2 separate regions of the Homo sapiens genome follow, and region 2 is linked to region 1. A link is a loop called in an ENCODE intact Hi-C map of the cell type or tissue named here. Cell type or tissue: MCF 10A. All regions are shown on one strand. Each heading gives the region's core, and the rest is flanking DNA. Links, peaks and the distances in the headings are about the cores only.

What was found. Hi-C counts contacts between places; a loop is a spot of excess contacts. Peaks named below come from ENCODE experiments on the same cell type or tissue, not always from the same donor. Only the 100,000 strongest peaks of a DNase experiment are listed, where the experiment ranks them.
Region 2: a loop joins it to region 1, with 9 times the contacts of the local background. A loop is called at or near these places in 2 of 110 quality-filtered maps.

The regions. Positions count from the first base shown.
Region 1 is chr10:82,147,053-82,152,441 of GRCh38, reverse strand. The region is part of intron 1 of NRG3 (neuregulin 3); the gene reads right to left. Among named protein-coding and RNA genes, the nearest start is that of NRG3-AS1, 83 kb to the left of the region's middle. In MCF 10A, for the core only: a CTCF peak has its summit at 2,154; a DNase peak (open chromatin) is centred at 2,131.
Region 2 is chr10:82,966,714-82,972,102 of GRCh38, reverse strand. All of the region lies in intron 6 of NRG3 (neuregulin 3), which reads right to left. Among named protein-coding and RNA genes, the nearest start is that of LINC02650, 710 kb to the left of the region's middle. In MCF 10A, for the core only: a CTCF peak has its summit at 2,487; no DNase peak of the experiment used is centred there.

The DNA.
Region 1 (5,389 bases), core at 274-5,273:
TTTTGGCCAAACGTACTTAACTTCTCTGGTCCTCGAGATACAAAGGCTAAGCAAATTGTGTGCCAAACTATTTGTCAGATGTAGCATATGGATAGGTCAATTAAATTTCACATTAAATTAGTTAGCAACAAAGCAGATCCTAACTTACAGAGAAGCTGTTTCCAGTATGTCAAAACTATATTCTACAATAGGATCGCCAAACTGAGAGACATGAGCCAAATCTTATTTGCTGTCCCTTTTTGTAAATACGGTTTAACTGGAACAGACCCACACTCACTCATTTACATATGTCTGTGGCTGCTTTCACGGTACAATGGCAGAGTTAAGGAGTTAAGACAGAGACTTTGACTCACAAAGCCTAAAATATTTAGTTTCTTGCCTTTTACAGAAAAAGTTTGCCAACACCTGATTTCCAACTTAGCTGAGTATTCTCCCTGTCCCAGGCACTTATGCTAACGTATTTTATATTCTATCTATTTAATCCTCTTAATGACCTAAAAAAACATGTACTATTACAATTCCCCTTATACATATGTGAAAGAGTGAGGTCAATAGAAATTCACTTATTTGTTCAAACTCCCTCGACAAGTGAGTAAGGATTGGGATCCAAGTCTTCTGAGCAGAGCCTATGCTGAAGCACTACGCTACCATGCTTTTTTTATGGGACAGTGATCATCACAGGTCAATAAAGACCACACAGAACTCATTCAGGTGCTTTGGGGAAGTAAGACAATAAGGGAAAAAACAAGGCTCAGTTTGCCTTCTTCATTCATCAAGACCAGAGAGAATAAAGCTTTATTAGATAAAGACCACAAATAATTTAAATGCTACTTACAAATTACAGACGACTAAGTGAGATGGGACATCCAACAAGATGACATCAAGGCAGAAACAGGATGAATAATGGAGACAAGAGAAGGACAGACAGAGGAAACCAGAAAAGGAGCAGAGCAGAGAGGTTCCGATTCACAGAAAGAGTCCTGATCCTCATCTCCCATCTGATTCTTTTTCATCCTCGTGTGCTCTGCTAGGAAAATTTCTGTACATAATAAGATTTCAATGATTAGAAAACAGGCATCTTTTCTTTCATGTACTGAAAAATTAAAAGTAAAACAACATTTCCAATCATTCCACCTGAAGACCATCCCAAATTAATTCTTAGTCATGCATTATTTCAGTTCAAACTCCTAGTCACTCCTGTGTGCCTGGCCCTGACACTGGTACTGCAGAAGGCTGAGCAAGACCCAGTCTGTGTGAGTCCAGCTTCCTCACCTCTATCCTCAGCCGTTCCTCTGTTCCTTTATATCCCTCTCTGGCTTCGCCCCTTTGCTAAGCTGAGTTTCTGTATTTGCTTTCTGAGCACTTCCTGCTTTGGACCCTTAGCATACATTTTTGCCAGATTTTGCACAAGGAGATTGAAAATCCTATCCAGGCTTTCTGTACATGACTGCTTTGTCATTTTTCTTTTTTCCTAACAAGGCTCAAGTTTTGTCAAGATTTCCTTTTCTAAAATAGAACTACTTTACAGCACAAGTAGTTTTGTATTTTTCTTTTACCTATCCATATCATTATTTTGATGTAAACAATGTTTAAAAGGACACAGAAAATGTCCTAGGCTTAGAAAAAGTCTCGGTTGTGTGTAATCAAAGAGTAGCTCTAAAAGACTGGAAATTGTGACAGGCATAGTATTGGTCATCAGCAGAAGCAGATGAAAGACGGATATTTTACTGCTTGATGAAGTCACTGGAATGTCCAGGCGCCCTCTGCTCTGGAGTTTGTGGTGTCCGTTCTTGCAGTTTACAAGAGTCAACCTCTAGCAGCCCCTGGGCTTTGTTTGTTGGTTTGTTTATCTGTTTTAGACTGAGAGTTTTTTGCTTTGTTTTTGACTTTTTTTTTTTTTTTTTTTTTTTTGTGTGTGCTCTTTTTGCTTTGTTAATCAGCAAGGTTTTGAAAATCAGGAGATGTCAATTTAAACAAACAAACCAATGAAAAGTAGTCAAGACTGGAGGTGGGGATTGGGCGGAGTTGGCGGGGGGATGCTCTTCAGCAATGAGAGACTGTGCCAAGCTGGTGTAGCCACCAAAGGGGTGGGCTGGGTAGAAGCTGTCTCCTATCAGCTGGGCAGGAGCGCCCCCACCAGGTACACTGACATGTTTGCAACACCTGCCAGCTCCTGGGCACTTACCGGTCTTCAACACCTGCAAATGGGTGATATGTAAAATATGTGCAGAGAGCTGGCAGTGGCCTAGCCTCTGATCCATCAAATCAGACACCTTCTGAAGGGTCCCGGAGGCTCCTGGAGGTGGCTCCTGTTAATCCTTTAGTTGCTGGACAGTAGGGTGGTCCAGGGGTACCAGGGCTGGAATAGATTGATGGGAACAGCAGGGAGTCCAGATGGGTGCACTCCCCCCTGAAAATCAGCCCTGCCTATAAACCACAGCGGAGTTCCATCTCGTCGGGATTCCTGGCACAGCTGGCCCAGGGTGGAGATTTCCTCATTTAAGGACTGTAGTTAAAGGTCGGCTTATTCTATTCTATTCTAGTCTAGATCCACCCCAAGAAAACTGAATACAAGGTAAAATTAATGAGTGAGTCAGAACTGGGCTGTGGACAAGGGCTTTCTCATATCTGCACCAAGACAGTGTGTGAAACATGTCATAAAAACACTGTGGAAATATGCAGTCCATTTATTAGTCTGACATTCTACTGGGAGGCTTTAGAAAAAAAAAAAAAACAGAGCTTTCTAAATTCCCAGCATCCACTACAAGCCTGTTAATATCTTATTCAGAAAGTATTAGGCTCTGTTCCCATGCCACACATTTCTATGGAGGAACTTTATGAGAAAACAAAGACAAAAGTCTGGTTAGGTTTCAAAAATATTTGCTTCATTTTAATTGATTTTTCTACATCCAAGAAACGTGAAAAGCTCCGATTACAAGTACATAAAAACTGCTCACAGGCAATAAAACACATGAAAAAATGTCCAAAATCAACATCTGGAAATGTTGCAAAGCAATTAAATTTTAAATAATGGCAAAAACAAGAGTGAGGGCATCCTAGCTAATCAATTATATTAACTTTTTAATTCTTATTTATGGCATGACTTTGTCAATATAATCAGTTACTGGGTAGCTCCCTAATTAGGAATTTATAATGTATTAAGTGTTATTTTTATAACTGGATTCATGTAATAGAAACCCAAACAACTGGGGATAATAACTTGATAGTCTGCCACTTTCAGGTTCAAGCTGCATTTTAATTATATTTTAAGACCTCAAACTATCATTCATTGGGGTCAAATCTAGGCAACTGAATTATTTTTTATAATTCATATTTTATTAGGTAGGCTTGATGCTTAAAAAAAAAACAAAAACAAAAACAAAAACAAAAAAACAGGAATGTGAATTGTTTGGGTGAGGTCTGCATTCCTCAGTTGATTCCGGGTAGACAGTCTCTGCTGTCTTCCCTATCTGACTCATCTCACCCCCACCTGTGGTGGTTCACTCATTTATATTGCCAGTTTGGCTCCCTGAAATTCAGTGAGTGATAGGCAAGCAGGACAGGCAAGCAAGAAGTGTGGATGGTGAGATGGTGGAGAAGCTGAAGTCTAAAAAGGAAAGTCATAGAAATTGGGGTTGTTCAGCCAGGAGAAAAAAAGGCATCTTTGGGGATTGTAAGGGTTTCTTTGGATGAAGAGAAGACATTTCCTAGGTCAGTGATTCCCAAGGTGAGAATCAGTATCATCAATACGACCCAGGAACATGTTAAAAATGCAGTTTCAGGCCTCTCCCTAAACCCTGCCAAATCAGAGATTCCACAGCCAGCCCCAGGAATCTGTATTTTATACTCCAGGTGATTTTGATGCACACGTATGGAGAACCACTGTCCTAAATGCAAAGAAAACAACCTGGACAAATAGGTAGGAAAAAAAAATAAGACAAGATATTTAAGCTTACGGCAAAAAAGCCATTTGGTCCAAACCTTTAGAGATCAAAGATTAAATGGTAGGCAGAAAGTAAGTTCCTCACTCTGTGGTTGAGAGTATCAACCATGGGTTAGAAAGAACTAAAATATGAGTGATATTTTATTATTATTTGCTTGTTTGTTTTAGAAATGGGGTCTTGCTATGTTGCCCAGGCTGGTCTTGAACTCCTGGGCTCAAGCAGTCCTCCCACCTCGGCCTCCCAAAGTGCTGGGATTGCAAGTGTGAGCCACCCCCCCGCAATCAGTGATATTTTAAACTGGATTGACTCAAAGAAGTTTTTGATTAGAATGTTCAACAATTCTAGGAATCTAAGTTTTCAAAGTTTGACTTCTATCAGAGGAGAAAATTTGATCACAACACAGCACTGTATATGTCTTAGAACGGTTAGCCATAAAAGCTATAAGGAAATGAATAAAAATGAACACCCTGGAAAAATATCTGCCAGTGCTGCTCACAGCTTGTGAATTCCAAAGCCTCATGAAACTTCTTTTAAAACGCTTTTCCCATTCTTGAAATATCTTGTCGAAGAGCCCAGCAACAATCATTAATATAGGTAAAGCCTATTTGGGTAAAAGAGAGAGAAAACTGGGACTGTAACATTGAGTGATTCTGAAGGTTGAACTAATGAAGCCTGCAACCATCATCTTACAGAGTCATTTGGAAGGAATCAGAGCATTCACAGAAATAAATTAGTAAAGGCTCTAAGCAGAAGTTGAAAATTTTGCATATGCATGATTACTGATAAATACCATGAATTAAGAAGTGGTCATCCCTACTCAAAAGGTCTGGGGCGCTTTACAAAGGGACACACTGAGGCTGGCTAACGCAGGCACATTGGGCAGCTCAGGCTGGGCAGGGTCCTCCATGGCTCATAAGCTTTAATAAGAAGGAAGTAGAGATTGCCATCAGCATAATACTTTTGGTTTTAGTGTATATTCATGTTAAAAGTTAGCTGAGTTGTTATTCTCATTAAAATAATGGAAATGAGTATTCTCAACAAATCTATTTTTGTATTTTAAAGATGCTGAACTAAGGACAACCAGGTAAATAGACACCTATGGACATTTAGGTTCCCTTGTTTACCATTTGTTCAGAGGCATATCCAAACCTAAGCCAGATCCCAGGGATCACAGGGAAAATCAAATGTGAGATCAAATCCAAGCTGCACCACTTATAGCTGTGGTTCCAGACAAATCACAGATTCTGCATCTATAAAACAGGAACAATAATAATACCTATCTCACATGGTTGATGTGAGAAAATGAGAGAATGGTCAGTATCTAATAGATGTTAGTGATTTGTAAGTGACTCTTGGTATCTGCTTACTCCAATTTGACCCAATGGAAATAGTGATGACCCCCAACCTGCAAACTGGATCTGGTCAGTTCCTGAAGAACTCTGACA
Region 2 (5,389 bases), core at 154-5,153, 820 kb before region 1:
GAAATAAATGTGACAGGAATAAGTGTGAAACTATCAGTGATGATAAAAACTGTGGATGGTTAGATTTAACTATTAAAAGACAGATTCATACACTGAATATCTGGTCTTCTATGTTCTGAAAGAGCTAATTTAAAAACAACAGAGAAAAAAGTCGACAGAATTGGTAAAGATATACCCTGCAATGTACAGGTGAAAAAGCTTTTAACAGTAATAATTTCAAATAAAATATAATTATGTATAAAATGCATTTTAAAAGGAAGAAAGATGGATATTTCATATTCATAGAATGAGCAATCTACCAAGTGATAAATATTCATAAATTTTTATCTACCTAACAACAAAGCTTCACTATGAAAGGCTTTCTCAGGCTAGGCACGGTGGCTCACGACTGTAATCCCAGAATTTTGGGAAGCTGAGGCAGGCAGATCACCTGAGGTCAGAAGTTTGAGACCAGCCTGGCAAACATGGTGAAACCCTGTCTCTACTAAAAGTACAAAAATTAGCTGGGCATGGTGGCATGCGCCTGTAATCCCAGCTACTCAGGAGGCTGAGGCAGGAGAATAGCTTGAACCCGGGAGATTGAGGTTGCAGTGAGCCGAGATGGTGCCACTGTACTCCAGCCTGGGTAAGAGAGTAAAACTCTGTATCAAAAAAAAAAAAAAAAAAGAACGGCTTTCTCAACTAGTCACGAAAATTATAAACCATTAACATTGTCATAACTTAATTACCTATGAATTGTGGCAAGGAACATAACTATGGATAACAGTAAAGTATAATTTTAGTTCAATTTATATTTTTAGATTTTGATAAAGAGAAGTGATATAGTTTGGATATTTGTCCCCTTTGAATCTCGTGTTGAAATTTCATCCCCAATTTTGGAGATGAGGCCTGGTGGGAGGTGTCTGGGTCATGGGGGTTGATTCTTCATGAATGGTTTGTATCCTCCCTGCAGTAATGAGTGAGTTCTCATTCTATTAATTCATGGAAGAACTAGTTATTTAAAAGAGCATGGCACCCTTCGCCTTTCTCTTTTTTCTCTCTCACCATGTGACACCTGCTCCCCTTTCCCTTCCGCCATGAGCAGAAGCCTCCTGAAATGCTCACCAGAAGCAGATGTTGGCACCATGCTTCTTGTACAGCCTACAGAACTGTGAGCCAAATAAACCTCTTTATAAATTAACCAGCCTCAGCATTGCTTTATAACAAGGCAAACAGACTAACACAAGAAGATATGAATGAACTCTTTGGATAATGGAAATACATTCAAAAACCTTTATAAAACTATATGGGAGATGTATTCCTAACCTTATGGGAGAAAGACATTTGTTACCAGGACAAAACACCTAGAGACCATAAAGAAAAAAATATGTAAAATTTGATTTACTACTAATTTAAATGTCTTAAGTAACAAAAATGATTATTAGTAAATCAAAATATAAGTAAAAGCCTGGGGAAACATAGGCTATTCTTATGTTAAAGACTATTCTTAAGATATAAAGGCAGAAATCAACTGGAAAAAAATGAAAGGCAACAGGTGAACAAGAATTTCACAGAAAAATAAAGACAGGCAACATACATATGGCAAAGAGTGCAACTGCACTCATTATAAAGAGGTGGTAATCAGAATAGAGGAAATTAAGCTAAGTGCAGTGGTGCACAGCTGTAGTCCCAGCTACTTGGGAAGTGGAGGTGGGAGGGTCATTTGAGCCCAGGAGTTAGAGACTGTAGTGTGCTATGTGATTAGCTATTGCACTCCAGGCTGGGCAACATAACAAGACTCTGCCTTTAAAATAAATAGAGAAATTTAAATTTCAAGAATATCTGATAAAGGAAAAGGCCCTGGAAAAGTAGCCGTGGTGCTAACTTGAAGAGCAAATTGACAATATGTTTCAAAATTTTAGATATACATACTCTTTGATCCAAAATATTACTTTTAGAATTTCTATCATGCAAATTTCCATAATTGCAAAAGTTCAAAATAATAATTTCCAGGGTACATCAGCAGCACAATTGTCCATAACGAAACGGAAATAAACACAAAAGTGAAAAAAACTCAAAACAATAGAAATGTCCATAAATGAATACTACACAGCCATTGAAAAGAATAAAAGGCGCAAAAGCGTATGCATATAAATCCATTTGTGTAAATAAGGAAGGTGCAATTAATAGATATAAATAGATTGTGTATATATTTATGTTTATATACACATAATTAGCCTGGTGTTTATATATATACAGATTTTGTATGTACATATATTTTTCTGTGTGCATTTGCATGTGTGTGTTTCTCACGCAATTACTTAGGAGGCAGATTTTTAAGTTAAAAGAAATTATTAACTATCTAATTAGGTGTTATGCTTGGGAAAAAGTATATCCATGAGTATAAGCTATGGAGACTAGGGAACATATCAAGGTTTTGCAGCTTTAAGTTCAAAAGCTCCAATTAAATGTTTTATTTTCAATAACTTCCAAAACAAGCCACATAGTGGCAGTAATGACCATGTCTTGAACCAGAATCCGAATTTTTCACAGTGGACCTATAAAGGCTGGTCAGTCTTTTTGCAAAATGGAGGAAAATGACAGAGAACAAAGAGAAGGTACAGAGATAATTTGGAAAAGGTGATTGTTTTCAACAACCTCAAATAACAAAGATCCAATACATAATGGAAATACCTCTATGTGTGCTTCATTATTGATTGTGTATTGCAAAGTACCCATGGAAAAAGTCAGATGAATGGACATGTTTATTAAAGTGCGATGATATCCTGAATATCTGTCTGACTTTCAGGTCTATAAAAGACATATGAGGGATATAAAAGACATATCTTTTTTTATCTAATAAACTGGTTTACAAGAAAAACCTAGGTGCCTAGAAGGCCCAGCTACAAAAACAAGTGAGATGCTCTGGGCAAATCCATGACAAACTGAAGAAAGCAAGTATGTTCAGCAACTGCAGAGAGCTGTGATATGGTTTGGCTGTGTCCCCACCCAAATTGCATCTTGAATTGTAGCTCCCATAACTCCCACGTGTTGTGGGAGGGACCTGGTGGGAGATAATTGAATCATGGCGGCAGTTTCCTCCATACTGTTCTCATGGTAGTGAATAAGTCTCATGAGATCTGATAGTTTTATAAGGGAAAACCTTTCACTTGGCTCTCTCTTCTCTTGTGTCTGCTGCCACGTAAGACGTGCTTTCCACCTTCCACCATGATTATGAGGCCTCACCAGCCATATGAAACTGTGAGTCCATTAAACCTCTTTTTCTTCATAAATCATCCAGTCTTGGGTAGGTCTTTATCAGCGTGTGAAAATGGACTAATACGGGCTGCCAGGGGACAATATCAGCCAACTATTTCTGGAGCATGCAGATCTTTTAGAGAAACTGCCAAATCACTAAAAGTCAGTAATTCCCTTCCTCCCTCCCTGCCTCCCTCCCTCCCTGCCTCCCTTCCTCCCTTCCTTCCTTGTCAAAAAGCCTAATTCATCTTTTGTACCATTAGTTCATAGTCTCTGCTTAGAATCTGAGAGATAGAGGGCCTTGTCCAAAATTCCGGATAACACTCATAAACAGAATTAACCTCTTAACCTGTTCTGTTTATTCATAGTGTTCATGATAGATATTTCCTAAATCTGTTATTTCATATGTTTGAATTATTGCGATATTAAACAGTTGTTTTTATTTGTATTATTTTGGTCCATTAATATAAATGTGTTTCCAGAATTTATTATTTTAGAACTTTTTTTCTTTCTCTCACAGCATTTTGTTTCAGTGACTACTTGTACCTGAAATTCAAGTTTAAATTGCTGGTATTCCTATCCGGAGGTTGCTTGAAACTTGTGGAAGCATGATAAGAGTCTAATAATTTGACCAACTTCCAAATTATATTCCATACATTTTTGTTGAACATGAATTCAGATAGCTTCTGTGGTTTCAGTTTTGACAAGCTAAGAGTTTGGAAGTCGCTATTCCTGTCCTAGCAATAAGAAAAATAAATGAACAAACTGAAAATGTCTTCTTGTATTCATTGGATAATTGAGGTTGAAGGGCACACTGCCACCTTAAATCTGGAGAAACAGGTGAATACAGAGAATAATGGCTAAGATCAGCTTTTCTGCAACTGAATCTGCTGGAACCATAAATTGGTAGGAATGTTTAAGAAGTAATTTGGACAAGTTGCTGGAATCTGTATGGGCACTAGAACGAGAGTTGGGGTCTGTAGTCTTAGGCAGAATGCCGATACTTCCATGGGTTTGACCTCCAGGAACCACACCAGGTTCTCACAGCAAAGAACCCCAACAGCAACAAAAAAAATCATCTAATGTCTCTGCCAGTGGAAGGGGAAAAGTAACTATTTTGAAATGCACACAGAGCATTCTCAATAACAATTGCCTACTCCTGTAGTAAAAATATTTTACCAGAGCCTTATCTCACCAGAAAGAAGGCACTTCCCCAATTCCTGCTCCCTGTAGCCTTTCCGTCTCACGTAAGAGAGGAAAAAAAGTGAAGAAACACTTCTGAAGGTCACAAGTGTTCAGCAGACTAAAGGCAAAACTACCGCCCAAATGCACCGCCTAGCCATTAAAGTTGAACAGTGCAAAGGTATGGTATAACCATTGTGAGAATGCTTTATGTGTATTCTGTCACTGAAAAAATAAGTAAATGAATAATAGACAGTGGGAAGGAGGTTTTTCACTGTTGGAGTGGAAATTTATAAATAAGCAACGGGAGGAGGGTAGAATTATTGATGTAGTTATGGATTAGATTTGGGGGTAGACATCAATGTAGACACATGTTTAGCAGAATACAGATACAGATGCTTACATAGAAAAATTTAGATATGTGTTAGTCTATATGCAACCTTCAATATATAAATATATCTTTTAATATATGTATTATTTAAATATGTCTTAAGTAGACATATTTAATATATCTATTATTTAAAAATATACATATATATATATATAAAATCTTTGATCTGTCTGTTGAGAAGGCCAAGAAAAGACATCCCTGTAGCAACAATAACATACACACCTAGCTTCCAAATCTCAGTCTCCAATGAAATTCTGCAAAGAAAGAAACTAGCTATTTCCATGGAGAAATGGCTGATTCTAGAACCAAGGCAGAAAATGTACAACATAAGCAAGGAGTGTCTTGTAGTGCTCAACAACAAAAAAAAACCCTGAAAACTTACAGTGAATTGATACATAATGTTAAAATGACATAAGCCAGCTGAAAGACCTATCAATGGCCAAAGCCAGAAAAAACTGATGAGAACGTAACATAGTATTTACTACTTAGATTACAAATCAAAGTATAAAATAGTATCCATGAGTTTATTTATACTGATAAAAATATATGATGGAATAAATAAGTAAATGGGAGAGAAGA